2 separate regions of the Homo sapiens genome follow, and region 2 is linked to region 1. A link is an interaction called in ENCODE POLR2A ChIA-PET data of the cell type or tissue named here. Cell type or tissue: HCT116. All regions are shown on one strand.

Evidence for each region. Peaks named below come from ENCODE experiments on the same cell type or tissue, not always from the same donor. Only the 100,000 strongest peaks of a DNase experiment are listed, where the experiment ranks them.
Region 2: POLR2A ChIA-PET joins it to region 1 with 5 read pairs; 5 of 35 experiments call an interaction of 5 or more read pairs at or near these places.

Annotation. Positions count from the first base shown.
Region 1 is chr12:131,964,161-131,969,160 of GRCh38, forward strand. The region is part of intron 2 of EP400 (E1A binding protein p400); the gene reads left to right. Among named protein-coding and RNA genes, the nearest start is that of EP400, 17 kb to the left of the region's middle. In HCT116, no CTCF peak of the experiment used is centred here; no DNase peak of the experiment used is centred here.
Region 2 is chr12:131,862,997-131,867,996 of GRCh38, forward strand. It overlaps LOC124903058 (a long non-coding RNA gene), which reads left to right. Exons shown (of 2, transcript XR_007063537.1): 1 at 1-160; 2 at 952-1,540. Among named protein-coding and RNA genes, the nearest start is that of ULK1, 29 kb to the right of the region's middle. RefSeq lists enhancers at 1-359, 1,024-1,687, 4,828-5,000. In HCT116, no CTCF peak of the experiment used is centred here; a DNase peak (open chromatin) is centred at 2,355; H3K4me3 peaks cover 616 bases.

The DNA of each region.
Region 1 (5,000 bases):
GTTAAATTAGTAATGCCAATAATTTAAAAACACAGGTCACTCACGCCTGTAATCCCAGCACTTTGGGAGACTGAGGTGCATGGATCACCTGAGGTCAGGAATTCGAGACCAGCCTAGCCAACAGGGTGAAATGCTGTCCCTACTAAAACTATGAAAATTAGCTGGGCATGGTGGTGCATGCCTATAATCCCGGCTACTCAGGAGGCTGAGGCAGGAGAATTGCTTGAACCTGGGAGGCGGAGGTTGCAGTGAGCCGAGATTGTGTCACTGCACTCCAGCCTGGGCAGTAGAGCAGGACTCCGTCTCAAAAACAAACAAACAAACAAACAAAAACCAAACAAACCATCAAATTTCTACTAGCTTTGGAATAGATAGTGTTGGGTTGTGAAAGCAGTTTCATCCTTGGGATTTTTGTTGTTACTTTAAATTTTGATTTAATTTCAAATGTACATAATAGTTGCAATTAATTATTTTAAAAACCCCTTATATCCTTTACCAAATTTATCAGTTGTTTTTGCCCCATTTGCATTATTTTCATTCTCATATATATACACATATCTAAAACATCATATCCTATTCTTTTATCTGTAAATACTTCAGCATGTATTAGATAAGAATGTTTCCTTACCTAATCACAGTACAGTGATAAATATCAGGAAATTGTACAGTAGTACAATAATACATTCTAATCCATAGTTTATATTCAAATTTCATCTCTTGTCTCAAGGATGTCCTTCATAGTGTTTCTTTCCCCCTAGTCCAGTATCAAGTTGTCATGCCTCTCTGGCCTTTTTAATCTGGGTTGGTTTCTTAGTCTTTCATGACCTTGGCTTTGGCCTGGGCCTGGGCGTTAAAAAGTACAGACCAATTATTTTGTACAGTGTCCTTTGATGTGGGATTGTCTGATGTTTTCTTGTGTCCTCTTTGGATCATGTATTTTTGAGAAGATTGCTATAGAAGTAATGATATGTCCGTTTCAATGTGTCTTATCAGAAGGGTGTGATGTCACTTTGTCCTATAACTAGTAATGTTAACTCTGACCACTTCGTTAAGGTGGTTTCTACCAGGCCTGTCCAGTGGAAATTTATTTATTTTTCCTTTTTTAAATGATGAGTAATTTGGGGGAAGATACTTTGAGACTATGTAAATATCCTGAATCTCCTTAAACTTTTACCCACTAGTTCTAGCATCTGTTGGTGAGTCTTGCCTGAATCAGTTATTACTATAAAGAATCCATGCTGGGTTTTCTAACTCCATCATTCTGTCTACATTTATTAGAATCAGTAGGCTGTAATATATCACTATCAGTATTTATTTGCTTATGTTTGTTTAAACTTATTTAATGTACATTCAGTAAAATGCACTGTTTTTTAGTCTGTACTTGTGAATTTTGACGAATCCATTGAGTTGTGTAACCACCACCACAGTCAAGCAACAGAAGCTCCATCACCTCCCAAAATGTTCCCTCATCAACCCTTCACGCCTCCCTTGACCTTTGTTCTCCATCGCTAATGATTTTGCCTTTTCCAGAATGAATATCTATGGAATCCTAGTCTGGGTTGCTTTTCAGTCTGGCTTCTTTCACTTAAGATAATGCATTTCAGATTCATCTACTTTGTTTTATTTACCATTAATTTGTTCTTTTTATTGCTGAGTGCTATTCCATTGTGTGAATGTGCCCCAGTTTGTTTATCCATTTACCCTTTAAAGAATATTTGGGTTGTTTCCAGTTTTCAGAATTTGGGAATAAAGCTGCTACAAATGTTCACATACAGTTTTTCATGTCAACATAGGTATTCATTTCATTTGGATAAATGCCTAGGAGTCAAAGAGTCTCTCTGAAAGTATTCTGGTTTGGGTGGCTGGCTGGCTGATTTCAAAAAAAAAAAAAAAGAAAAACTAGGAATCAGATTTCTGGGTATGTTGAACTTTATTAAGAACCCGTCCGGCCGGGTGCAGTGGCACACACCTGTAATCCCAGCACTTTGGGATGCTGAGGCGGGAGGATTGCTTGAGGCCAGAAATTTAAGACCAACCTGGGCCAGGCACTGTGGTTCACGCCTGAAATCCCAGCACTTTGGGAGGCCAAGGTGGAGGATCACTTGAGGCTGGGAATTTAAGACCAGCCTGGACTAGGCATGATGGCTCATGCCTGTAGTCCCAGCACTTTGGGAGGCCTACATGGGTGGATTACCTGAGGTCAGTAGAGACCAGCTTGGCCAACGTGGTGAAACCCTGTCTCTGCTAAAATTGCAAAAATCAGCTGGGCATGGTGGCACACGCCTGTAATTCCAGCTTCTCAGGAGGCACGAGAATTGCTTGAACCCAGGAGGCGGAGGTTGCAATGAGCTGAGACAGCGCCACTGCACACCAGCCTGGGCCACAGAGTGATACCCTACCTCAAAAAAAAAAAAAAAAAAAAAAAAAGACCACCCTGTCTCTACTAAAAATTAAAAAATTAGGCCGGGCGTGGTAGCTCATGCCTGTAATCCCAGCACTTTCGGAGGCTGAGGCAGGCAGATCACCTGAGGTCAGGAGTTTGAGACCAGCCTGGCCAACATGGTGAAACTCCATCTCTACTAAAAATACCACAATTAGCCGGGCATGGTGGCGGGCACCTGTAATCCCAGCTACTTGGGAGGCTGAGGCAGGAGAATCACTTGAACTTGGGAGGTGGAGGTTACAGTGAGCCGAGTTCACCCCATTGCACTCCAGCCTGGGTGACAAGAGTGAGACTTGTCTCAAAAAAAAAAAAAAAAAAAAAACCTATGTGTAGTGATACACACCTGTAGTAGTCCCAGCTACTTGGAGGCTGAGGTGGAAGGATTGCTTGAGTCCTGGAGTTCGAGGGTGCAGTGAGTCGTGGACATGCCAGTGCACTCCATCCTGGGCCACAGGGCCACATAGTGAGACCCTGTCTCAAAAAAATAAAAAGGTGGCTAGGTGCGGTGGCTCATGCCTGTAATTCCAGCACTTTGGGAGGCCGAAGGGGGGCGGATCACTTGAGGTCAGGAGTTCGAGACCAGCCTGGCCAACGTAGTGAAACCCCGTCTCTACTAAAAATGCAAAAATCAGCTGGGCGTGGTAGTGGGCGCCTGTAATCCCAACTACTCGGGAGGCTGAGGTAGGAGAATTGCTTGAACCCAGGAGATGGAGGTTGCAGTGAGCTGAGATCATGCCACTGCACTCCAGCCTGGGTGACAGAGCAAGACTCTGACTCAAAAAAATAAATAAATAAATAAAAAGGCTGGGCACAGTGGCTCATGCCTGTAATCCCAGCACTTTGGGAGGCCGAGGCTGGCAGATCAGTTGAGGCCAGGAGTTCGAGACCAGCCTGACCAACATAGTGAAACCCCATCTCTACTTAAAAAAAAAAAAAATTAGCCAGGCGTAGTGGCGTGCCGCTGTAGTCCCAGCTACTTGGGAGTCTGAGGCAGGAAAATCTCTTGAACCTGGGAGGCGGAGGTTGCAGTGAGCCAAGATGGCACCACTGCACTCTAGCCTGGGCGACAGAGTGAGACTCTGTCTCAAAAAGAAAAAAAAAAAAAGATTCAAAGAAACTTCCAAACTTTCTCAAAGTGCCTGTACCATTTTGTGTTCCCAGTAGCAATGTATGATAGTTCTCTTCGTTTTGCTTCTTCTCTAGTACTTGTTATTGTCAGTTTTCTTTTTTAATCATTCCAGGTCTAGTTTATTTTAATTTGGATGTCTCTGAAGACTAATAAAGTTGAGCATTTTTTCATTTGCTGTTCGTATATCTTTGACAAAGTATCTGTTCATGTCTCACCCATTTTTTCAGAGTTATTACTGCATTTGAAAATTCTTCACATAATATGGACATGTTTTTTGTCAGCTACATGTTTTGCAAGTATTTTTTCCTGTCTTTGGCTTGTTTTTTTCTTCTCTTAAGACTATCTTTTTCAGAACAAAAGTTTTAAATTTTGTGGAAGTACAATTTATCGTTTTTTTCTTTTATGGATTTGCTTTTGATGCCATATCTAAGAGCTCTGCTCAATCCAGGGTCAGAAAGATGTTCTTCTGTGTTGTCTCGTAGAAGTTTTATAGTTTTACTTTTAGATCTATGATTTATTTTGCGTAAAATTTTGTGTAACATGGCAAATATAAGAAATTTGCATGTGAATGTTCAGTTGTTCCATGCCATTTCTTGAACAGACGATCTATGTATGTTGAGTTGACTTGCACCTTTGCCAAAGATGAGTTGATACTTTTATGGTTCTGTTTCTGGATTCTCTTCTCTTCCCGTCTCTTTATGTGTTTTTCTCTGCCAGTGTCACACTATTGTGATTACTATAGCTTTATGTAAGTTTTGAAGTCAAGTAGTGTGAGTTCTCCAAGTTTGTTCTCCTTTTTCAAAATTATTTTGGTCATTCTGGTTCCTTTCCCTTTTTGTATACATTTTAGAATGAGCTTGTTGATATCTACAAAACATCTTGCTGGGATTTTGATTAGAATTGTGTTGCGTCCATTGACCTGTTTAGGGAGGAGTGATATCTTAACAATATGAGTCTTCCAGTCCATGAATATGGTGTATCTCTCCATTTATTTCAGTATTCTTTGATTTCTTTCATCAACATTTTGTAACTTTCAGCATACCATATATTTTCTTAGGTTTATACCTCAGTATTCCAATTTTGGGGGGTATTATAAGTAGTACTTAAAAAAATTTCCAGCTGTTTATTGTAAGTATATAGGTATACAGTTGATTATTTGAACCTACATTCTGCAACCTTGCTAAACTCATTTATTAGTTTTAGGAGCTTTTTTGTAGATTCCATGGGATTCTCTACATAGAGAATCATGTCTGCAAATAGAGCAGGATTTTTTTTCTTTTTCAATCTGTATGCTTTTTATTTCTTTACTTTTCTTTTTTTTTTTTATCGTATTGGCAAGGGCACCCAGTATGATCTCCTTCCTGATCTAGGGGGAAGGCAGTTAGTCTTCCACCTTTAAGTAAGATGTTAACTGTAGATTTTGCAGAT
Region 2 (5,000 bases), 100 kb before region 1:
CAGGCGGCTTCTTTCACTTAGTAACGTGCATTGTCATTTCTTCTGTGTCTTCAGAGTTTGGAAGCTCTTTTCCTCTTGGTATTGAATAGAGTCCCACTGTCTGGATGCACCCCGCTGACCCACCCACTCACCGACTGCAGGGCGTCCCGGTTGCTGCCAGGTTTGGGGGATGATGACTAGGGCTGCCACACACCCGGCTGTCTTTGCTGACTCAGCAGTCGTGCCTGGGGAGGGAGGGGTGAAGGGTCGGGGGAGGGGTGAAGGGGGTAGGGAAGGGTGAAAGGGGAGGGAGGGTGAAGTGGGGAGGGAGGGGTGAAGGGGCTGGGCCTCCCCAGCTGACCCCAGACCTCTAGGCTGGAGCAGGGGAGTTTTTACCCACGAGCCTGCGGGGGCGGCTTTGTTGCTCAAAAGCATAAATGCACAGAACCGCCTTTGCCTGGGGCTGGAGGGATTTCGCAAGCTCTCCTCCTCTCTGAAGGCACTTGGGTGTGAGACCCCAGGCCTGGAGGCTGTCTGGGGGCCTGGGAGGTGAAGGGGTTCCAAAGGCCCCACCCTCACCCCTGTGTTCCTATAGGTCCAGAGGTTGCCTGGGCGAGGGACTCAGGAGTGAGGTCGGGCTGCACCTGGCTCCTAGGGGTCACGAGAGTGGCTGGGGTCTGAGGAGGGGACACTTGGGCCGAGAGCATAGAGGGGAACACAGGACCGCGCAGGCCCCTGCTGCTCTGTGGCCAAGCAACCCCCTGCCAGGGCTGGCATCTTAGGTGGGTCGATTCAGCGCCTGCACCAAAGCTTCTAACCTGTCAGCAAGATCAAGACGGCCCACTCAGAGCATCTGAGATGAGTGCTTTGTGCATTTGGAAAACAGAGCATTTCCACAGCAGCCGGCCAGGACAGATGTCTGTTTTATTTCACAGGGTCATAACGATGCCATGTCCCCATCTGTTGCCGCAGGTGAAATAGGGGCGGGGACAATCCAGGGACATCTTTCCCAGCATGCATGAACCAGAAATAACACCAGCGTGTCTGAGAAGAAACGGTGAAGAAATCCACCCTGGCTGTCTGTCGGGCAGCCCCGGCGAGGAGTTGAGTCCCCTTACCGCTGCGAATGAGCTGTCCTCCACCCCACGTCGGAGACCTCAGCGCCCGGGGCCCCGGCCTGTTAGCACCTGCATGCCTTTGACGGCAACCCCTGGCATATGCCTGGGCCTCACAGCTATTGGCGGAGCGCCTACTCTGTTCCAGGCACAGGGCACAGCAGCAACCTGGACCCCCCAGGGGTGGCTCCTCCTCCATCCCGGCTTCCTGCTGGAACATGAGCAGGCAATTCACACAAGAAGCCTGTAATCCCAGCACTTTGAGAGGTGGAAGCGGGAGGATGGCTTGAGTCTTGGGAGTTCAAGGCTGCAGTGGGCTGTGATTGCACCACTGCACTCCATCCTGGGTGACGGAGCAAGACCCTGTCTCAAAAAAAAACAAAAAAAAAAAAAAGAAAGAAAAAGAAAAAAAAACAACAGAATATTAAAATGAATATGTAAATGCAGGAAAATCTGTTTTTTTTTTTCCTAAGAGGTGGGAGGAAAGACAATGGAACCTGGTGGATAAGAAAGAATTTCTGTCTGTCAGTTGCCTCAGCCTACAACGTGATGTACAACAGCTCAAAGACAACGAAAAGCTAGAATCTGACAGCCCTGGAGTACCTGCTCTGATTTAAAATGCATAGTTTTCCTGTGAAACACAGGTGTTTTTTTTTCTATACTATGGTGCTATTTTTATAAAGCTTAAAAACAAGCAGGCCGGGTGCGGTGGCTCACGCCTGTAATCCCAACACTTTGGGAGGCTGAGGCGGGTGGATCACGAGGTCAGGAGATCGAGACCATCCTGGCTAACATGGTGAAACCCCGTATTAGCCAGGCGTGGTGGCAGGCGCCTGTAGTCCCAGCTACTCGGGAGGCTGAGGGAGGAGAATGGCGTGAACCCAGGAGGCAGAGCTTGCAGTGAGCCGAGATCCCACCACTGCACTCCATCCTGGGCGACAGAGTGAGACTGTCTCAAAAAAAAAAAAAAAAAGCAAAGCTGGAAAAGATAGCTTCTAGGTATACACATGCACATACGCACTAAGATCGCTTCTAGGTATACACACACATACGTGCTAAGATAGCTTCTAGGTATACACACGCACATATGCACTAAGATCACTTCTAGGTATACACACACATACGTGCTAAGATAGCTTCTAGGTATACACACGCACATACGCGCTAAGACTGTTTAGTGAGAAGCAAGGAGATGATGCAGTGTCAGCGGGGAGTCTCGCAGCTGACACAGGGTGAGTCCTGTCTGACTCCATTTATGTGCAGTCCGGGGATGGGCACGCTAATGTCCAGAGGCTGAGATCAGGACAGTGACTCACTCGTCAGGAACGACGGGGCACCTGCCAGCTTCCTAGGGTCTGAGATGCCCTACATCTTGAGGGGCTGTGGTGACACAGGTGTGCATGTGAGCAAAAATGAATCAGGCTGTGCCCTTCATATTAGTGCACTTGACTGAGAATCGGTTACACTTCAGTAGAAATAACAAAAAACAAAGGAATAATAAGCGCAAAACTCAGGCATGAGTAGCCTGGTTGGGGAGGTTGGGAGGATGGGATGGGAGGACCACAGATGACAATGAAAATGACTGGGCCGGGCGCGGTGGTCACACCTGTAACCCCAGCACTTGAAGAAGCTGAGGTGGGAGGATCGCTGGAGGCAGGAGTTCGAGACCAGCCTGGGCAACTTAGTGAGACCACCCCCCCCGCCCCCAATCTCTACAAAAAGTAAGAATAAAAATAAAACAGCCAGTCATAGTGGTGCACGCTGTAGTCCCAGCTACTCAGGAAGCTGAGATGGGAGAATTGCTTCAGCCAGGGAGGTGGAAGCTGCAGTGAGCCAAGATCCTGCCATTGCACTCCGGCCTGCACGACAGAGCGAGACCCTGTCTCAGAACAAACAGAAAAAATAAATTGGAGATGTTCTTAGTTTTGGGTGAGGTGGTGATTTACAGGGTGTTCCTTATTTAATTATGCTGTTTATATGTGCTATGTATATTATTATGTATGTATTACATAGCAATAAAGAAAAAGGTCTGAGAAGATTATTTAAGTAAACATACAGGAATTCCCAGTATGTTCTTTTTTCTTTTCTCATATACAGTATTTCTTCTTCACGAAAATTTTCAAGCTTAGAAAGGAGTTGACTTGGCTGGGTGCAGTGGCTCACACCTGTAATCCCAGCACTTTGGGAGGCCGAGGCGGGCAGATCACCTGAGGTCAGGAGTTCGAGACCAGCCTGGCCAACGTGGTGAAACCCCCATCTCTACTAAAAAATACAAAAATTAGCCAAGCGTGGTGGTGGGCGCCTGTAATCCCAACTACTCAGGCTGAGGCAGGAGAATCGCTTGAACCCAGGAGGTGGAGGTTGCAGTGAGCTAAGATCAAGCCATTGCACTCCAGCCTGGGCGACAGAGCGAGAGACTCCGTCTCAAAAAAAAGAAAAAAGAAAAAAGAAAGTAGTTGACTGGGCCTGGCGCGGTGGCTCACACCTGTAATCTCAGCACTTTGGGAGGCTGAGGTGGGTAGATCACTTGAGGTCAGGAGTTCGAGACCAGCTTGGCCAACATGGCGAAACCCCGTATCTACCAAAATACAAAAATTAGCCAGGCAGGGTGGCAGGTGCTTGTAATCTTAGCTACTCAGGAGGCTGAGGCAGGAGAATTGCTTGAACCTGGGAGGTGGAGGTTGCAGCGAGCTGAGATTACGCCACTGCACTCCAGCCTGGGCAACAGAGCAAGACTCTGTCTCAGAAAAAAAAAAAAAAAAAAGGAGTGGACTGTAATTCCGGCACTTTGGGAGGCTGAGGCAGGTGGATCACTGGAGCCCTGGAGTGTAAGACCACCCTGGGCAACATGGCAAAATCCCGTCTGTGAAAAAAATTCAAAAATTAGCCGGGCATGGTGGTGTGCACTGGTAGTCCCAGCTACTAGGGAGGCTGAGGTAGGAGGATCGCTTGAGTCTGGGAGTTGGAGGCTGCAGTGAGCTATGATTTCTCCACTGCACTTTAGCCTGGGGCAACAGAGTGAGACCCTGTCTCAAAAGAAATTTTTTTTAAAAGAAAGTAGTTGAATGAACAGCCTTTTATAAGCACCGCACCTAGATTCCAGCATTGTGAGGGCTTTGGATGTTGCTTTATTTATTTTTGTGCTTGTTATAGCAATTTTGAAATAAAAACAGATATCATGACATGTCTCTCCTAAATATTTTCTCTCTCTCTCTAAGAAGGTGCACATTTTCCTACATAACAATATCACGATCACATTTGACAAAATTAACAATTCCGGCCCAGGCACCATGGGTCATGCCTGGAATCCCAGCACTTTCTGAGACTGAGACTATAGGATCGCTTGAGCCTAGGGTTCAAGACCAGCCTGGGCAACATAGTGAGACCCCTTATCTAAAAAACACCAAAAACACAATGATTTTGTAATGTTGTGTCAGACCCATCCATATTGAAATGTGTCCCATCCCCACACACAATGATTTTGTAAGGTCGTGTGAGACCCATCCATATTGAAATGTGTCCCGTCCCCACAAAATATCTTTACATGGATTCGTTTGAACGATTACCCCATCCAGGGCCACGTGAGTTGTGTAAACCTCTTGAGCTACAGTGGCTTCCTATTTCCTCCACGTTGTGAGTGAACATCAGGGCCAGTTGTCCTGTGATGGAAGCTTGAAGCCATGTGGGCCGGGGAAGATGAGGAGTACAGGGGCCCGGGAGGCGTGGCTTTGGTTTAGGTGATCAGGGACAGCCCCTTAGGAGGGGACATCCGGCTGAATCCTAAAGTCACAGAGTGCCAGCCTTGTGCGGTTCCAGCGGAGTATGAGCCTGGCAGGGCTGAGGTGGGAGCTCACATGACTGAGCTTGGCCCGAGGTGTGTGGTGGGCATGGAAGGATGGTTAGAAG